Regions from separate parts of the Homo sapiens genome. Here region 2 is linked to region 1. A link is a loop called in an ENCODE intact Hi-C map of the cell type or tissue named here. Cell type or tissue: heart left ventricle. All regions are shown on one strand. Links, peaks and the distances in the headings refer to the core of each region. The heading gives the core; the rest is flanking DNA.

What was found. Hi-C counts contacts between places; a loop is a spot of excess contacts. Peaks named below come from ENCODE experiments on the same cell type or tissue, not always from the same donor. Only the 100,000 strongest peaks of a DNase experiment are listed, where the experiment ranks them.
Region 2: a loop joins it to region 1, with 4 times the contacts of the local background. A loop is called at or near these places in 14 of 110 quality-filtered maps.

The regions. Positions count from the first base shown.
Region 1 is chr1:117,667,871-117,678,161 of GRCh38, reverse strand. No RefSeq gene overlaps it. Among named protein-coding and RNA genes, the nearest start is that of TENT5C, 67 kb to the right of the region's middle. In heart left ventricle, for the core only: a CTCF peak has its summit at 5,941 (motif pointing right); DNase peaks (open chromatin) are centred at 5,191 and 5,934; H3K27ac peaks cover 2,011 bases.
Region 2 is chr1:117,508,825-117,519,115 of GRCh38, reverse strand. All of the region lies in intron 12 of MAN1A2 (mannosidase alpha class 1A member 2), which reads right to left. Among named protein-coding and RNA genes, the nearest start is that of TENT5C-DT, 92 kb to the left of the region's middle. In heart left ventricle, for the core only: a CTCF peak has its summit at 6,209 (motif pointing left); no DNase peak of the experiment used is centred there.

The DNA of each region.
Region 1 (10,291 bases), core at 4,832-7,331:
ACCCTCACTTCTGTCTGTCTCTCTATCTTTCTTCTTTTGCGGTCCTTCCTCCTCCTCTTTCTTCCTTCACATCCTTCCTTTTTCTCTCTGTCTCCTGTGTCTCTGTGTCTCTCTATCTCTTTCTCTCCCTCTCTGCCTCTAGAATCTCCTCCAAAATCCAGAATATTTAATGACATGGAGAAGATTCACAGTATATTGTTAAGCAAAAAATATTTCTGTCTTTTTTTTTTTTTTTTTTTTTTGAGGCAGAGTCTCGCTCTGTCGCCCAGGATGGAGTGCAGTGGCGCAATCTCGGCTCACTGGAAGCTCCGCCTCCCAGGTTCATGTCATTCTCCTGCCTCAGCCTCCTGAGTAGCTGGGACTATGGGCGCCAGCCACCATGCCTGGCTAATTTTTTGTATTTTTAGTAGAGACGGGGTTTCACCGCATTAGCCAGGATGGTCTCGATCTCCTGACCTCGTGATCTGCCTGCCTCAGCTTCCCAAAGTGCTGGGATTACAGGCGTGAGCCACGGCGCCCGGCCAGCGAAAAATATTTCTAAGGCAGCTTACAAAACAGTATGTCCTGTACAATTCCATCTTTCTTTTTTTTTTTTCTTTTTTCTTTTTTGAGACAGAGTCCCACTCTGTTGCTCAGGCTGAAGTGCAATGGCATGATCTCGGCTCACGGCAACCTCCACCTCCTGGGTTCAAGCGATTCTCCTGCCTCAGCCTCCTGAGTAGCTGGGACTACAGGTGCCCGGGACCACGCCCGGCTAATTTTTGTATTTTTAGTAGAGATGTGGTTTCACCATGTTAGCCAGGCTGGTCTCGAACTCCTGACCTCAGGTGATCCACCCACCTTGGCCTCCCCAAGTGCTGGGATTACAGGCGTGAGCCACCGCTCCTGGCCACAATTCCACATTTCTAAGAGGAGACTGATGGGGAGAGCACCTCTCTTCTGATTGAGTTCAGGAAACACTGAGAAGGAAAGCCAAGGAGCAGCTGATGGGAGCTAGAGGATCAGCATTTTTATGGACAAATCTCAGTCAGAGGGTCCCGCCTAGGTAAGACTTAGGAATGAAGAGAAAGAGGGGAGTCGCATGGCCTGTAGGGGTTAGGGGGAAACTCACTCCCAAGGAGACAGGTAGAAAGCAGCTAAGCAAACCAGATTTGTTCTGCCCAGATTCAGCAAGCAAGTTCAGTCACTCCCTTCCCTGGGGAAGCCCCAAGTAATGAGATGGAGACAGGCCAGAGTTGTTGCACTAATTGATCTCCCCACTTGGGGAGGAAACACCAAAACAGCTCTCATACTTCTTTTGTTACCCTGCACTACTGAAGGCTCTACTACCATTCGATTGCAGCCAAGGCCTGATGCTGGGGCCAGCAAGCCAGGAGCAAAGTGCCTACAGACGGAGTCCTTATCTCTGAAGTGAGGAGATTGGGCCGTTAAGTTCCCTTCCACCTCCGGCATCTGGTTTTAGAGTTCCAATGCAAAGTGCCTACCGAGGGTCCACTGGCATTTAAAGAGATCCATGGGTGGGCTCAGAAGGGGAAGGATGTTTGCAAATGGGGGTGTATGCAGATGTGTGTGCATCTTTCTGGGGAGATGATCCACAGTTTTAATAGGATTCTGGAGTGGGGCCCAAATCCCCCAGATCACTAATAAACACTCTTCCCTAAGTTGAAGGAACTGGATGCTTTGGCCTGAGACCTATCCTCATCCATTTGTAAGGGCAGTCATGTGAAAGAAGGCATACACTGTATTCTGCATAGCTTCCCAGCAAGAAATTGGAACCAACGGCTAAAATTTCAGGGAGGCCAATTTTAGCTCAATATAAGGACCAACTATTTTGAGTGATGTGAAAATAAAATAGATGGTTGCCCAGAACACTGAGTTCTTTGTCACTGAAGTATTCAATCAGTGGCTATCCTTGGTGTTGGAGTGTGAGACAGACTGATAGCCTTTTGAGTCAGGTCCAGCTGTGTACCGGACTGACTGAAGGAAGGCTGAGGGTTTCAGTGCCCTCTCAGATGAGAACAAAAGTGAGGAAAGAGAACAAGTGAAGCTGTGTCTCTCCTGTGGTTTGAATTATAGGCAGAAACCCGAGGTGTGGGGAGCTGCTTGAACTGATTGCTCTGGCCTTGTCATTCCCTCCAGTGGAAGGGGACATCTTCCACAGGTTTGCAGACCCTCAGAGCTCAAGTCTTCAATAATTTGGCAGGGGTCTGGACATTTCTGACTGTCTTCCACTGTCCTAAGCTGGGCTAGATGTGTACCCTGGTACCTGGAACCCACAAAATCTGCCTTTGCTTTTGCTCTTGTAGGCAACTTTTCTCAACTGTATTCTGTATAATATTATGTGACATGCTTATGGATTTTCTCCCAAAATTATTTTTGCAATATATGTCAGAAAAACATTATGTGGGTACTTATGTTAAATATTTTTAAGAATGGTTATACCACACAGAAAATGCCATCCTCCTAGAAGACCTGATGGAATTTCTAGAGACAACCTGAGCACTGGTGGAGCATTTACCACCTCAGGTTATGTTGACAGTCAGCTTATGGTCAATGATTACTGATATAACTTATGTATCTTGCCTTCAAATATGAATGCCTATTTTCTATTTAGTCAATATTCATTGTATGGTGTACTTTGTTTTATTCCACAGATGTTTGTTTCCTATGGATCGGTGGCTTAAAGAAGGAAAATTTTACTTAAAAAGGAGAGCCATATGGTTCTCAACCTATCTGAATCAAATAAGCAAATAGACATAATACTTCAAAGGAAAGGTGAACAGTCATGGCCTTTGATTTCTAAAAAGAAAAAAAGAAAGAAAGAAAAAAATGGAGGAGAGCTGCTGTTGGCAAAACAATGGTTTTGGAACAGCCTAATCAGAATTATCACAAAACTATCGCAAACTTGTTTCACAGAGGCAAACATTGCCTCTTATCCTGGTTTTCCTTATTTGTGAAGTTGCCACACCCTCGTTGGCCACCTGGAGGTAGCCAGCAAATCTCCAACAGGTGGAATGGGTCCTCCTGGGCTGGGGAGGCCTGCAGGCAGAGCAGAGTACACCCCGGCAACACTCGAGGAGCAGCCAGAGTGGTCTTTCCACCAGCAAACCTTCCCAGAGGGTCTCCTATGCAAGTCGGTAGCTGGGCTGTTTCCTTTTGACTCCAAGTGGGCTGAGCCCCTCATAGTGGAGGGAACCCAAACCTAGGAACCTGGCATCCGCCCAGATAAGCTTTGTAGGGTAAAAAAGTGGGACTCCCGTGGTGGGTGCCACTGTCACTCAACAGCCCCGCATTTTCTAGAGTGTGAAGCAGCAAGTCCACCTCCAGACTAGACAGAGCATTGGTGCTGTGCCAGAAGGAAGGGAGACAAGCCCTTCTGAAAAGTGTTTTGGGAGTGTAGAAGGCTAGTGGGGTGATGTGGGCCTGTGGAGGGAGCTCGAGAGACAGCTGAAAGAAGTGAGAAATTGTCAGCTTCCTTTTCTTGTCTTGGCAGGATCTTATTGTCTGAAGCACACAAGACTCCCATCCTCTGGGAGGACTGCGGTTGCTGAAGGAGAAACTCAACCCTGGTCCTGGCACTGACCAGCATGCAGCCCAGATTGCCTGGTTAGCAGGGCTTCAGCTGCTTTCATTCTCTTAACAACTTGGGGGTAAGGTGGATGGGGAAGGTGCCATCATCATCCTAGTTATGCTGCTGAGTCTTAGGGCTGTTGGAAACTTGCTCAAAGTCACATAGCTCGTAAAAGGCAGCGTCAGAGTCTGAAGTTGGATCTTCTCACTTCAAAGTCCAGACTCTTTCCAATATTCATGCTGCCTTGCTCACACACCCTAAAGAAGCCTGCTGGGCACCCTCCATTCATCAAGGAGGTCACTTTTTACGAATTGCTTTGTAAACCCTGGCATCTTTTTGTGATCTGTGTGACTGTTGATATATCTGTATGCCAGATGAGCTCATGGAAGCTCAGAGAGGTTCAAGGACAGGGACAGAGTCACAGAGCAAAGTCAGGGCTCAATTCAAATGTGTTCACCTGTTCTCAAGAATCCTGAAGAACACTGTTGTCAGAGGGTAAAGGGTTTCACCAGCCTCTGCCTCCGTTTTGACTTATGTGACCCATCTCTATGTTTTGTGGGTCTAATTTCTGGAAGGTTGAAAGGAAAGCAAAGTCAGTTTGATACATAGGAGGCTGAAAAGGGACCCACAGTGGTAACAATGATCCCAACAGCTCACAAACCTAGGGAGGTTTCTCCTGGATGGTCTAAAGACCATGGCTGTCTGTGGAGGGAAGAGATGGGAATGACTGTCCAGCCCAAGATAGGGCCAAAAAAGAAAATCTTAAAATATTTTCATTTTCTTAAAGGTTAACACAAGCCCATCAGACCGACCAGTTTTATAAAGAAAGTGGTCAAGCAGATAGTTTCACAATTTTTTTTTTTTAGCAGGACAAAAGAGACTTAATAAAGCAACAGTGATTCACTAAAAGAACCCCAAAAGGAGGTGAGTCATAACATTATATCCATAGCTGTGGGGTAACATACAAAGTAATCCCTTGAGCACTGGGTTTAGCATCGGAAGATAAGGACTGTGTGATCTTGTGTGAGTCACTTAACCTCTCTGAGCCTCAGGGTCCTCCTCCATAGACACTGTCCCCTCTTCAGAGAGTGATGGTGATGAGCACATGGACACACTCTGTGCTCCAGAGGAAAAGGTGAGTGCCATTGCAAACCATCCTAAACACTTTGTTCATGCCATCATTATAGCACTTCGTGCATTGCAGTGTAATTGTCTGTTTATTTCACTGAGTGTCTCCTCCCAATGAGGGACCCTACCATCTGCCACATTGTGGTGTTCAATGAATGTTTTTGGAATGAATGAATAAACGAATGAATAATCAAATGAATTAACAAATCTGAAAAGCATGATGCAGACTTCAGCATTTTTTTTTAACACAGATATACATGTGGGTCACAATGCAAGGAACTTTTTCCAAGCTTCTGGTCATACCCAGAAACATAAAAGCATGGAATATTCAAGACGCAATCAGAGGTGGCACAGAGTATGGAACACGCTTTCCTGCTGCTTTGGCACAAGCTTCACCCTAGTGAGGCTCAGTTGCCCTTCAAACATTGCCCCAGTGCTCCGTTCGCCGGCTATCTCAGACATACTGATGCACACTGGAGTGCCAGCAGTTGCCATTCCCGAGCTGGCTGAGGCCTGCGGTCCTGCCTCTCTATCCTGTCTCACAGATGGGAAAACCAGGGCCCTGGCAGGTGCAATGGCTTGGCCCAGCGATGGCTCAGGGTGCCCGACAACACACGCAGAACTCTCTCCATCCCAGCCCTGCTTCTCAGAGGGTACAAGGCAGTGAGCTAGGGGTACGAGAAGCCCTCAAGAGCCCGAAAATCAGGAATTATACAGATGATGCAGTAGAATGCAGGATTCACATTAATTCAGTAAACATTTACTGAGCGTCCATCATGTGACAGGCACTGGATTTTTAAGTTAAAATATGGGGGTTCACAACAATTTGCTGTTTGGGCCAGGCCACTCCAGAATAGGCCCCCATACCCAGGTTTTGTAACCATTCTGCTCTAGGGGAGGGATCTGAGCGGGGCTGCCCACCAGCCTGCTGACCACCTTGCCCATGTTCTCTCTATTCTGAGGGCTTCCTGCTCTGGTCTCCAGACCTCATTCTTGAAGAGTCACTCCTATCCTTCTCAGGTCTCTGCTGTTCTGCCTCCCGCCTCTGTGGCTGCAGCATCCAGGACCTTCTGCTTACTCAGGCCAAGGAGACAGTGCAGAGAGAGAAGGGAGATCTCTGTGACCCTGCACCAGGGCCAGCCTCTGCACTTCCCTTCTGCCTGGCAGCTGCCCAAGACTTTGACCCAAAGGCTCCCCCTCCACCCCATTGTTCTGTAGCCCTTGGAAGCCCATGGCACAGAGCTGAGCGGCAGGGGGCACCCCTGTGCGTCATTGTGCTCCAAGCAAAGACAATTTCCTAGGGAAGGCTGGAAGACAGACAGAGCCAAGCAAGCCCTTCTGTCCAGACAGAGCAGAAAATAGAAACTGCCAGGAGAGGAACCAGACACAGAGGCAGGGTGGAGCAAGAGGAATTGTCTGGAGACTCCTCTTCTTGGCTAATTGCTTTGAGTCTACACGTGGTTCAAGGCTGGACATATGGCCAAGCTGGGAGGGGCCTCAGTGACCATCCGGTCCACGCCTTCATGTCACAGATTGGGAGGCCATGGACCAGATAGGGGAGGGGATCTGCCCAAAGCTGCACAGCAAGTTACACAGGGCAGGACTAGAACCCACTGGGCCCAGGCTCTGGTGTGTATTTGGGCTGGCTGTCCTGGTGTCTGAGAGCACAGTCTTCCCCTCCCTATATTCTCCTCACTGCTCACCCTGCTCTCTGCCACTGCTGGAAAAGCAGCATTTCAGAAGGCATTTTAGAAATCTAGACCCAGTTGGTCCTGATCCACTCATGTGTCAGAACCCAGAGTTCAACCACTGTTGGGAGGTTTCAGCACGCAATTCTGTGAATCCTAACCCTGGGCCCAGGGCGTTCGGCCTGAGGTGTGACCTGTCTCTGACTGTTCCAGGAGATTTCTCCTGGTCAGGGGGACCTGAGATATAACCAGAGCACACTGAGGCATGAGGTGCCGTGGCAGCATCGTGCAGCGCCGTGTGGGCAAAGCATTGAGGAAGGCTCTCAGGCCAGCAGAGCTTTCTGAAAGGGACTTTGCCTTGGACTCTGATTTAAAGCCTCTCCTCCTGGACCAGTATTATAACAACCATCCATTCCTGTTCTTCGGGTTTGATGAGAATGGAAGAAAAAGAATGAAGGGAGAGAAGTGAAAGTCTCTGGGTTTTCATTGCCGCTGTGTCGTTTATGAGCTACGTGACCCTGGGCCAGTCCCTTCCCCCTCTGGCTTCTTTTTCCTCATTTGTTAAATGAAAGGGTGGTCCGAATGACTCTGCTGATCCTTCCCTTCCTGAGACTCTCTGACTCACGGGAACTCGAGAAAGTCCTGCCCCACACCCAAAGGCCCAAGACTTTCCCTTTGAGTGGCTTCCCTCTGTGGCATTGATCTCAGAATATTTAACCACAGGAGTCCTTGCCCCTTGAGTGTGGAGCTGAAGGATGAGCGCCACTTAACAGAGCAGGAAAACCATCCTATAAAGAGAAACAGGAGAGACTCCTTACTTTTTACCTACTCTCATCATTTCAAAAAGAGCACGCAGCTCCTGGTGGCACCAAGATACCGAAACTAAACCAGCGTTATCTGTGGGGCATAAGATTTATTTTTATTGTATATCAAGGGCTTCAGAAAAGAAACAACTTAGCTTTTTGATACTGAGGAAATTCTGTATCTAATTGTAGGTGCTATTTTCCCCTCATTCTTATCAGTGAAACTCTTTTTGGTACACAGAGTATAAGTTGCACTTTGATGCAGACATGTTCTTCCTATCCATGCTTCATTGCACTGAATGCATCTCACACTGCCCTTGGCCAGGAGCCCTTGTGCAGGGCACAGCCTGCATCACTGTCTATGGCAGCCCTGGTTCGTAGGGTGGCCTGTCTCATGCTTTCTTTAAACAAAAGTCTAACTTCCCTTTTCTTACATCTTGGCCCTGGTAGCTGAGACAGAAAACTTTAAGAGTTTAATTCCTAGCTAGGCGTGGTGGCTCACGCCTGTAATCCCAGCACTTTGGGAGGCCGAGGCAGACGGATCACCTGAGGTCAAGAGGTTGAGACCAGCCTGATCAATATGGTGAAACCCTGTCTCTACTAAAAATACAGAAATCAGCTGAGTGTGGTGGCGCATGCCTGTAGTCCCAACTACTCGGGAGGCTGAGACAGGAGAATTGCTTGAACCTGGGAGGTGGAGCTTGCAGTGAGCTGTGATCACACCACTGCACTCCAGCATGGGCGACAGAACAAGACTCCATCTTAAAAAAAAAAAAAAGAGTTTAATTCCTCAGTTTAAGTGGCTCATTTAAGATGCATGGTCATCCTCTGCCCACCCACCATCAGAGGCAGAAAAGAAATAGTCTTTGCAAAGAACACGACCACATCCACAGAAAAGCAGCTCTTTCTGTAATGCCTGGACTTACCTAGATCTGAAACCTCTTTTCCTTCTTTCCCTCTACCTCTATCCTGAGCACCATGTATCAGTCAGCTTCTGCTGCAAAGTTCCCAGGTGAAAAGTCATCTGTACCTCAATGACATACAATAATAAACTTTACCACTTCTGTGCTTCGGGTCAGTCAGGCAGCTTTGCTGATTTGGGCTGGACACATCACGTGTGAGGGGCTGCGGGCTGTTGGCTGATCTAGGCCACCCTTGGCAGAGGCAGCTGGGGAGATCGCGCACTGCTCCCTGGTCTCTCACCTCCAACAGGCTGGCTCGGGTGCATTTTCATATCTATGACAGAGGCTCAAGAGAGAGCCCTGGAAACGCTCAATGCCCCTTGAGGCCTAGGCTCAGAACTGGCACACTGACCCTTTGCTTCATTCTGCATGCCAAAGCAAGCCCTGCAGAGTAGGGAAATAAATACTGTGCTTTTATGGGAAGAACTCCAAAGTTACATGGCAAACGGCTTGCAGACAGGGAAGGGTAAAAAATTGAGGACATGAATGCTCTCAGCCTCCCGTGTCCCCATCCCCTCCTATGTGTTTTCCAGTCAGAAGACCTCTCCCCTGTATCTTCCACTGCTCCCTCTGTACTTGGTCAGACCCAAAACCAATGTATGTTTAATTCTTTCCTATCTTAAGAAAAAAGTATTACATAGCCCCCTTAAGCATTTATCATCCTGTATCTCCTTCCTTTCTTCTTTAGATAATTTATTCTAAGAATATAAAACATAGATGTATATAAGAAGAATATAAAATACAGAAGCATTGTTCCTAACAGTGTAACTGGAAGTAATGGAAACATCAGAAGCGGGGGACAAACTTAGCCAACTGCTACTTGAGGTGGGTGAATGTTCATTATGTAGACCTTATAAATGATTTATGCAATAATGTTTAAAAAGCTGCATGAGATAAAGTTAATTCAAGAAATAAGATATGGACCACACATATAAGCCCATTATAACTCTGTTAGCAAAAAGCTCTACCATGTAAAACTGGTGGAATCTGAATAAGATCTGGGGATTGGACCAATGTCACTTCCCTGGCTTTGAGGCTGTATTATACACATGTAAGATGTCCCCATTGGGGAAAATTGAGTGAAGGGTACACAGGACATCTCTGTACTGTTCTTGCAGCTTTCTGTGAATTTATAATCATTTCAAAATAAAAAGTTTTTTTCAATCCCCAAAACTTACAGAGAAAGAAGTTTAAAAAAATAGTTACATTATGTGATAGAAATATGAGTGATTTTCTATTTTGTCTAAATTTTTCATTTTTTAAAAGTTATCATGCAAGGGAGAAACCTTTTTTTTCTTTTCTTTTTTTCTTTTTCTTTTTCTTTTTTTTTTTTTTTTTTTTTTTTTTGAGACAGGGTCTTGCTCTGTTGCCCAGACTGGAGTTCAGTGATGATCATGGCTCACTGCAGACTCAACCTGCCAGGACCCCAAATAGTTAAGCCTTCAGACACACACCACCATGCTCACATAGATGTTGGGGGTCTCTCTATGTTGCCCGGACTGGTCTCAAATGCTTGGCCTCAAGTGATCTTCCTACCTCAGCCTCCCAAAGTGCTGGGATTACAGGCATAAGCCACTGCATCTGGCCAACTTCCCACTGTATTTTTTAAGAAAGAAATCCTAGATTCCCTCAGCCAGCTCTGAGCTCACTGTCCCTGGGCACAGGGCCTCTCATGGCCTCCCACTGTGGCCATTTTTAAAACTTCCCTTGGCCATCTGCTTGCCAGAGAACGCACTTCTTGAGGACAGGAGCTATATCTTAGTCACCTTTGTGCATCTCCTCTTCTCCCCTCTTACAAAACTTACTCATATTGAACAAATGTGTATTGAACCAAAAAATCTGCTGGATACTGGTGATCAAAAACCAAATACATCAAGATACATGGAAGAGTTCAAGCCCATAGACAGATGCCTGTTTAATACAACACAATCAGCCAGGCCCAGCGGCTCACATCTGTGATCCCAGTACTTTAGAGGCCGAGGCAGGAGGATCACTTTAGCCCACAAGTGTGAGGTTGCAGTGAGCTATGATCACACCACTGCACTCCAGCCTGGGCCACAGAGGGAAGTTGTATCTCGAAAAAAACAAAAAATACAACACAGTCAAGCCACATAAAAGATGTGCAAGGGATAGTGGGAG
Region 2 (10,291 bases), core at 5,078-7,577, 160 kb after region 1:
TTTCATCTTGATTTCGTTTTTGACTCAATGCTCATTCAGGAACAGGTTATTTAATTTCTATGTATTTGCATGGTTTTGAAGGCTCCTTTTGGAGTTGCTTTCCAGTTTTATTCCACTGTGGTCTGAGAGAGGGCTTGACAGAATTTCAATATTCTTAAATTTATTAAGGCTTGTTTTATGGCTTATCATATGGTCTATCTTGGAGAAAGTTCCATGCACTCTTGAATAGAATGTGTATTCTGCGGTTATTGGATGGAATGTTCTGCATATATCTGTTAAGTCCATTTGTTCCAGGGTATAGTTTAAATCCATTGTTTCTTTGTTGACTTTCTGTCTTGTTGACCTGTCTAGTGCTGTCAGTGGAGTACTGAAGTCCTCCATTATTGTTGTGTTGCTGTCTATCTGATTTCTTAGGTCTATCAGTAATTGTTTTATAAATTTGGGAGCTCCAGTGTTAGGTGCATATATGTTTAGGACTGTGATATTTTCCTGTTGGACAAGACCTTTTATCATTATATAATGTCCCTCTGTCTCTTTTAATTGCTGTTGTTTTAAAGTTTAAAGCAACTATCATTCTTTTTAAAAACTTTTTCTTCTTTACTGTTTTTTTAAATCAATTTCACTTTCTTTCGCTAATATTTTTACAAAATGGTTTCACCTCATAAAAGATGTGGGCCATCCATAACATTTCATCATAAAAGAAAACATACACCATTTAAAATATACTACATCCCTTTCTGTTACCATGTTTTTATTAGTAAATATGTACTTATAAAAGGGATTTGAACAGTGATTTTCCAAGAATAATGTGAAAAGTAAAAATAGTTTTATCTTTTCTCCAGTATTCATTGCCAAAGTATATGCGCTGCTAAATAACAAGTTTTCTTTTATTCTTAGATAGTTCATGTTGGTACTTTTTGAGTTCTTTTAAATTATGCATTTTCACTGGGTAATCAGACGAGCTTCTTTATAATAGGTTTTTGTCTTTGTTTTATAGTAAACTCTTGCTTTTTCAGAATTTGGATCAATCTTCAGTGGCAAATATTTTTATTTTTATGAAATTCATGAACTGTCATGATATAAAGATCCTCTGTAAAATTACTTTAAGTCTTTCCATTTCCTATATCAGATGGTTTAAAATTCCATGGTTGATTCTTGCTGCCATTTTTATATTTGTTCCTGTTTACCTAATTTTTCTTTCTCCTCTGTTGCTTTAAAGATTTTTTTCTTTACCCCTGGTTTTGAGCAATCTGATTATAAGGTGTCTTGGTAAAGTTTTCTTCATTCATGTTTCTTGTGCTTGGAGTTTGTTTAGCTTCTTGGACCTGTGGGTAAATAGTTTACATCAAGTTTGGAAAGTTTTTTGCCATTATTTCTTCAAAAAAAGGGTTTTTTTGGGGGTCCACCTTCTTGTGTTCTCTTCTTTGGAGATTCTAAGTTCATGTATTTTAAGCCACTGTAAGTTGTCTCATAGCTCATCACTGACAACTTTCTATTTTTATAAGATTCTTATTTTTTGCTCTTGTTTCATTTTGGATAGTTTCATTGCTAAGTCTTCAAGTTCACTAATTTTTACTTCTGCAATGTCTAACATGCTAATAATCTCATCTGGTATATTTTTCAACTGAAACATTACAGTTTTTGTTTAGAGAAATTTGATTTGGGTTTTTATATCTTCTAGGTCTCAACTTTTTGAATAGAGGGAACATAGTTATCATAAATATTTTAACTGTCATTGTCTACTAATTCTAACATCTTTATCAGTTCTAAGTTGGTTTTATTTTCATAATTATTGATCACATTGTACTGCCTCTTGGCATGCATGGTAATCTTTGACTAAGATGCTAGACATTACAGATTTTACTTTGTTGGGTGGTAGTTATTTTTATATTCCTTTATATAAACCTTGAGTTTTGTTCAGGGATGTAGTTAGATCACTTAGAAACAGTCTGATCCTTTCAGGTCTTGCTTTCATTATTTGCTACATAGGTCCAAAGCAGCAGGTTATTCCCCACTATTGAGGCAGGACCTTCCTGAGTACTCACTCTACCCAGTGCCACTTGAATATGAATTTTTACAGTCTGGTTGCTGGTAACAGGCACTGTTCCTGCAACCCTATGTGGCCCTGTGTGAGTGCCAGAAACTGCTGCCTTTAATCCTCTAGGATGATTCTTTCCCTCACCTCAGGTAGGTTCTTCACATGCATGTGATGATCAGCACTCTGCTGAACACTCCAGTGCATTCCCTTGGTTATTTCTCTCTGCAGCTCTCTTCTCTCTGGTACTGTCCTGTGAATTCTAGCTACCTTAGTTTCCCCACACTCACAGCTTCATCTCCTCAGGGAGCACGCTGGGCTTTGTCTCAAGTCCCCTCCCTGTATCATGTCCTGGAAACTCTATCAAGACAGCTGGGGCAATTACAGGGCTTACTTCATTTGTTTCCTGTTTCTCAGAGATTACTGTCCTTCATTGCCTCCTGTCTGGTGTTTCAAAACCATTATTTCACATATATTTTGTCATTTATTTCAGGCAGAAGGGTAAATCTGGTTCCATCTTTAGAGTAAGCAGAAGTTCCACTCATCCATTGTGAGAGACTGTGTCAAACAATTTGCTGAATGCCATGTAATTATGTTCATGGAATCCCCTACTCTCAAGTCTATTATTAATCCAATCCAAAAAGAACATTAGATGGTCCAGCAAGAACTTGTTCTTAGAAATCCTTTCTGATTCTTCATGATGACTAGTTCCTTTCTGTCTTCATACCATGACTTCCTAGAATTTTGTGAAAATGGACATTAAATACATCTATATTTTCTTCAATCCAACTGCATTTGTAGTAGCAATTTAAAATAATCAGTTACTTTTCTTCCTTTGGGGTTCTAGTTTCATCTTAGCCATATTTGTTTACCTGGAATATAATCTGTTATTTTAAATTACTGCAAGAATCCAAATAAATTATATATCAAGATACTATTTCAAATGTGATTTTGCAATTAATATTAATATTTTAGGAATAATGGAGGGAAGCAGTGGGATAGGAAAAAGATAATTTTAAAGAAGGGAAAAGTTGGATTGAAGGGGTTAGAGGAGAGGAGGTTGGAGTTAAAGTATGAGTGCTTTGCATTTTATCTTATAATTCCCTTTTTAGCATGCCATTGCTTTCCTTATATTTTTTTTATTGTGGTAATAAACACATGACATAAAGTTTACCATCTTCACCATTTTTCAGCGTATAGTTCAGTAGTATTAAGTATATTCACACTGTTCTTTGCAAAACTAAAACTCATTTCCATTCCCCTCCCCAGGTCCCTGGTAACCAACATTCTACTTTGTTTCCATAAATGTGACTACTTTAGAGACCTCATAGAAGTGGAATCACCCCATATTTGTCTTTTTATGGCTGACTTATTTCACTTAGCATAATGTCCTCAAGGGTCATCCATGCTGCTTCCCTGATTTTGATTCTAGAGCTCTTATTTCCTACTACTTCTCCTAGTGAATGTACTTTAGTCGGTCTAGTTTCTTTAGTGTTTTTTTAAAGGTATTTTTTCAGGCTGAATCCTTCTTTTCACAAAGCTACTTTCTGTTTTACCCCACCTATTAACATCTTACTAATTCAGCATCATTTTAGTCTTTCTTCATGACTACTCTGGCCTGCACCAAAATTCCCTTCTCTGAATTTCTAAAACATTTATTTTCTATTTAGCACTGAATACAGTTGTCCCTCAGTATCTATGGGGGATTGGTTCCAGGACCTCTCGCAGATACAAAAATCCTTGAATGCTCAAATCCTTGATATAAAATGGTATAGTATATTCATATAACCAATGCATATGCTCCCACATACTTTAAATCTATGTAAATAGTTGTTATATTGCCTAGGGAATAATGACAAGAAAAAGGTATATACATGCTCAAAACAGATGTAATTTTTAAAAAACTATATCTTCAATCCATGTTTGGTTGAATCCATGAACCCATTGACATGGAGGGCCAACTGCATATATACTTTGTACTTTTATTAAATTTGTCCATGCCTAAAGGTAAGAGATTTCTAAACCAGACTCCAAGCTATTTATGGGTAGAGTATACATTTCATATACTTTAATTCTCAAATACAACTCTGAGAAAGCAGGTACTTATAAGTACATATTGATTTGACTTAGCTTGTCTCCAGGAGTAAGTGAGCAGAAAACAGCAGAATAGGGGACTTGATGCTACTCTTTTCATCCAGCTGGAAAAACAGTTCTCTCATGGTAGGAGGCTAACTTCAAGATCCAGTTGCAGACAAGATAAAAGATAAACAAAGGAAATAGTGGCTTTGTTTTTCAGTCTTCTCTAACCGTTTTTTCCCCTCATCTGAGAATCCTCACCCACAATGATCCCACTGATTCTCTCTCTCCAAAATATATTACTTAGTCACTTGTGCTCAGAAATTTAAAAGTCATACTACTATTGATGTTTTATGGACAAAGCCACTAACAGAGTTGTCTCTGAACTTACTTCAAAACCTTGCTCAGGGAATTTGCTTTAATAGTCTGATAGCTAGCTAACTGTGCATTCATTTGCTTATACTGAGAATAACTTCATAAGCAAATGAAGATAACAACAGCAGTAAAAAAGAGAATTAAAACTATGAGAGGATACGACAATAACATCAGTACCAATACCTATTCTGGATAATTTACTAGTTTTCCCCTCCCTTTGGCCCCCAGTATTTTATAAAACTTTCTTTTTCTTCTTTTTTTTTTTTTTGAGATGGAGTCTTGCTGTGTCCCCCAGCTGGAGTGCAGTGGCATGATCTTGGTTCACTGCAACCTCTGCCTCCCGGGTTCAAGTGATTCTCCTGTCTCAGCCTCCTAAGTAGCTGAGATTACAGCCATGCACCACCATGCCCGGCTAATTTTTGTATTTTTAGTAGAGACGGGGTTTCACCATGTTGGCCAGGCTGGTCTCGAACTCCTGAACTCAGGTGATCCACCCGCCTTGGCCTCCCAAAGTGCTGGGATTACAGGCATGAGCCACTGTGCCCAGCCTGTAAAACTTCCAAACATAGAAATGTTGGAAGAATTTTACAGTGAAGTGCACATATACTTACCTCCTAGAGGTAAGCTGGTATCACAAATTGGTATCAAGTTGGTATCACAAATCTATTACTCTATTCATTTATTACTAGCTTTCTTTACAATACTACAATATGTTCCCTTAGAAAAAGTAGCTAAGTTAGCAAACCAAACTAAATATCAAGAATAACTTGCTTAGTAAAATTGTTTGCAAAGGAAGAACTAGAAGACAATGAAATTTTTTAAAAAGCCAGACAAACTTAGGGCAATAAACTGCAGGCAACAATATTTACCTGAGTTTTGAGAGAAAAACTGTTGCCACAAATTTTAGCTCCTACATTTCTGCTTTTAGAAGCACCAGATTAAAAACATTTAGAATTTTTATTTAATAAATAGCAAATTATTTTATAATATTTATTTAATAATAGTAAATTAGATGAAATTACTTTTAAGGGATGAATTTGAAAATTACTAGAAAGAAAAAATTAAGAGCAAGATTAAGTGTAGCCAAATGGTAAACAATTCTTTTTTTCTGATTCCTTTCAAAAACACATGATTAACGGACCATCAAAAAGTGAATGGACAAATAAAATGTGGTATATCCAAACAAGAGCATAATACTCATCAATAGAAAGGAATGAACTATTGATAAATGCAACATGGATTAACCTAAAAAATATTATGTAAAAAAAACCAAACATAAACGTTATTGTGGTGAAAGCCACGTAACATAAAATTTACCACCTTAACCATTTTAAAGTGTACAGTTCAGTAGTGTTGAGTATATTCACATTGTTTACCTTGTAAAACTCAAACTCTATACCCCTTAAACAATGATTATCCTTTACCTCCTCCCTAATACTGCATGATTCAAATTATATGAAATTTCACAAGCAGCAACCTATAGTGACAGAAAGCAGATTAGAGTTTGGGGGTGGGTAGAACTGACTGCCAAATTAGAATGGAAATATTCCATGCATCAAGTAAGGCTGATGTTTACCCAGGCTTAAACATTTGCCAAAATGCAATAAACTGTACACTTAACATATTTCAATAAAGCTGATTTTAAAAGTTTTTTTAAAAAGACTAATGAACAAGGATGGAGAAGAATAGCCTTATTGTGTATTGCTACATTAGTAAAATTTGGGTTGTAGCTCCCTCTACTGTAGCAAAAGAAATTGGCAAGCATATTTCAAAGATTAAATTTTTGAAACTGGAAAAATGCTTATATTAAATAGTAGAAGTGAAATTCACTTTGTGTGTTCCTACGTGTGTGTGTGTGTGTGTGTGTGTGTGTGTGTGTATCCCAGTGCCTAATATTTAGATTGCATTGTATTAGGACATAGGAAGCACTTAAAAATGTAAAGACCACGGTTCTGGTCTTCCAGTATACCTATTTGAAGAGACTGAACTACATAAATACAGCAGTTAAGCAAAGACTTGCCCACCTGACTTTATGCTAGGTTCTCTGCCAGTATAGTTAATTTCTTAATCCCTAATTGTCTCCATAAGTGTTTTACTGGGTCACAGATGTCAGTGGTTATCAAAGTGTGATTCCCCCAGACCAGCAGCATCAGCATCACCTGGGAACTTGTTAAAAACGCAAATTCTTAGGCCCCACTCTAGACCTATTTATCAGAAACTCAACAGAGCCCAGCATCCCATGTTTTAAGAGGCCTTCCAGGTGATTCTGATGTACACTCAGGTTTGAGAACCACTTTTCTAGGTTACCAACTTTGTGTAACTTCTAACAACAATTAGTTGGTACTGTTTCTGCTTTTCTCCTTTATGTGGGCATCTGGACCTTTGACTCTCTACTGAAAACAAATCCGCAGCCCTGACATCCTCAGCTTTCACATTTTGCCTTGGGTCCCTTCTTCTTGCTTTATCAATTCTTTGACTCATTATCAGACACCTCCTAAAACTAAGTGAATTCTGAGATCAAGCTCTAAGCCCCAACCAGGAAATAAAGTAGGTCTATTATTCTCTTCTCTTTCCCCCTCCTACTCTTATTATATACAAGATCTTATAAAATTGCTGGGGTTTTTTAGCTGTCTCCTTTGAAATGAAATGATTCAATCCTTTATTCAGCAAACATTTAATACTGAAATACATAGTATATGAGTGGCCCTACCGTAGATACTGCGGATAAAACAATAACCCAAATATACAAAAATACTGTAAACTCTTCATGTAGTTTATATTCTAATTGGGGAATGCTTAAGAAAATTATGTGCTATGTTGGAAGATAGGTGCTATGAAGAAAAGTAAAGCAGGGAAAAGTAAGAGGGAGTAAGGGAACAATTTGAAATTGTATACAGGATGATCAGGTAATGCCTTAAACACAACTGATAAAATGATATAATTAAAAACTAAAGAGGGATCAGAGTAAAGATGCAAATAGCCAAGTTCTTTTCTTGCCTAACAGACTAAAAATTTATCAACAAATTCAATACATATTTACTGAGTGCCTCATGTGCTAGGTGCTGGGGAGATCATAGTAGTTAAAAGGAAAAAGTCCCTACGGCTATGAGGCTTACATTCTACTGGAAGATAGATTAAAAAAAAAAATCCATCTAGGCTGAGCATGATGACTCATACCTGTAGTCCCAGCACTTTGGGAGGCTAAGGTAGAAGGATTGCTTGAGCCTAGGAGTTCAAGACCAACCAGGGCAATTAGCAAGACCCGCATCTCTACCAAACAAGAACACCACACACCTATGTCAGATGGTGATATGGATTGGCTCTGTGTCCCACCCAAATCTCATCTCGAATTGTAATCCCCATAATCCCCATATGTAGAGGGAGGGATGTGGTGGGAGGTGACTGGATCATGGGGGTGGTTTCCCCCATATTGTTCTCCTGATAATGAGTGAGTTCTCATGAGATCTGATGGTTTTATAATGTTTGACAGTTCCTCTTTCACATGCTCTCTTTCCTGCCACCACGTAAGATGTGCCCACCTCCCCTTCTGCCACGATTTAAGCTTCCTGAGGCTTCCCCAGTTATGCAGAACTGTGAGTCAATTAAACCTCTTTTCTTCATAAATTACCCAGTCTTGGGCAGTTCTTTATAGCAGTGTGAGAATGGACTAATACAGATGATGTTAGTGTTATGAAGAAAAATAAAGGAGGGCAAGGACAGAGAATAATGAAGGGTTTGGATAATACACATAGGGCATATTTTTACAGGCAGGCACTCAAAACAGCATAATTATAAGTTAGGGGGAGAGTGAATGAAATTTTTAGGATGTAAGTTATTTTATGTCAGGATTATTTTACATTCATTGATGCAGCCCTAGCATACAAAACAGCTGGCACACATCAGGCACTTAACAACAAACATTTGTTGGATAAATCATTTCATATATTACATTTGTATTGTTTATATATTTTAATCACTATTTACTTAGTAGAAAAAGAGCTCACATCTTGATAAAGAACAAAGAGGTGGAATTAAGGATTCCAGAAAGCACTAGTTTAAAAGGATGAGCAAACACTGAAACTGTCATTCCATTTACTTCCTAAGAATCTGATTGTTTGACTTTTCATCTGTGTTCTTAACTTACAGAAAACAAGTTTTAAGTGATTTACTCTGTTGTCTAAGATTTACTTAAAACAAAAGGTTTGTTCATTCAAATCTTACTACACATTATCAGGTAGTGCCTAAATGTCTCCATACTTCTCAGAATACCCATCTGATTTTAACCATTTCTAATTAATTTTCTGAAACTCTCTGAGAAGTTTTCTGAAAAGTTCGCTCTCTCAGCTTATTTTGCTTAATTATAGTTATGTCAAATGCACATGCCACTGCCCTAGTCATCCATTTTACTTCTAGGAATCTAACCAACATTTATCTTCACACAGGGAGCAGAGATATATGTAAAAGGACATTCACTGAAGCACTGTTTATAAGAGCAAAAAAACAGAACCAAGTTCTATATCTAACAATAGGGTACTGATTAAACAAATTATAAAACATTCCTCAGTGGATTTATATATGCCAATATGGAAACCTTTCCTAGATAAAAAGGTGGAAATGCAAGTTTCAGAATAATAGGTATATATAATCTTATATATGGAGAAAAAAGGCTAAAGGATATATATTATATATATTTTTATATGTTTGCATATACCCAGAAAATTTCCAGAAGGCTATATCAAGAACTATTTAATAATTATTCTCTTTGGGAAGTGAGATTGGATGTGAGGCACAAAGAAACTCATTTTTTTTTTTTGTCATTTCTTCAGTTCTGCACTATTTAACTCGTTTTGCAATATCCACATGCTATTTTTATAATTCAAAAAAAGCTGTATTAAAAACAACTTGATTTTTTAGGAGCTACACATTATAGTGTTTAAACAACTGATTTTAATATGACAAGTGCTATGCTGTTATGTATATATAGCTCAACAAACACATTGATTGCATGCATGCTTGTTCTAACTCAAACACTAAACTAAAGCACTGAGAATATTAATATTTCACATAGACTATCAGGACAAATGAAGTACTGATAATACACACTTAAGGATATTTTAAGAATATACTTCCAAGTCGGGGCAGGGGCCACAGGTGGACCTTGCTTCCTTAACAACAACGAAAAAGAATATACTTCCAGTGTACTCTCACTTAGGGTGTTTGAAAGTGACTAGATTCTTACATCCTTGCCAACACCAGAACAAAAACTTTTAAATCTTAAGCAGTGTGAAAGTAAATAAAACATAGCATCTGATCTATTATTTCATTTATTTCTTACAAGTGGATCAAGCATTCTTCATGTGTTTACAGCCATTTCTTTTCTAAGAACTGCTACTACCTTTTTTAGTAGGCTTAGTATTTTTTCTTAATAATTTCTAATTTTAAGAAATGTTTTCCCAGTGTGCCATCTGTCTTTTACTTTACTTAGTGCTCTTTTTTTTGTACAGATGTTTTTTATTTTTATGTAATTGAATTCTCAATCTTTTCTTCAATGATCTTTGGGTTTTGTATCATGCCATCTTCATCCCTAGGGTTGAAAAAAACTTTCCAATTGTTTCATGATTTTATTTCTTTTTTTAATATTTAAAGCTTTGCTCTATAGAAACTTAGTTTTGGTACTTAGCAGTGATCCAGCCTATTTTTTTCAAAATAGAGTATTTTTAAAGATGTTTTTAAATATTTACAGAGACAAAAACAAAAAGTATTTTTAAAAACTAAAATAACTTCAATTAAGCTAAACTACAGTTC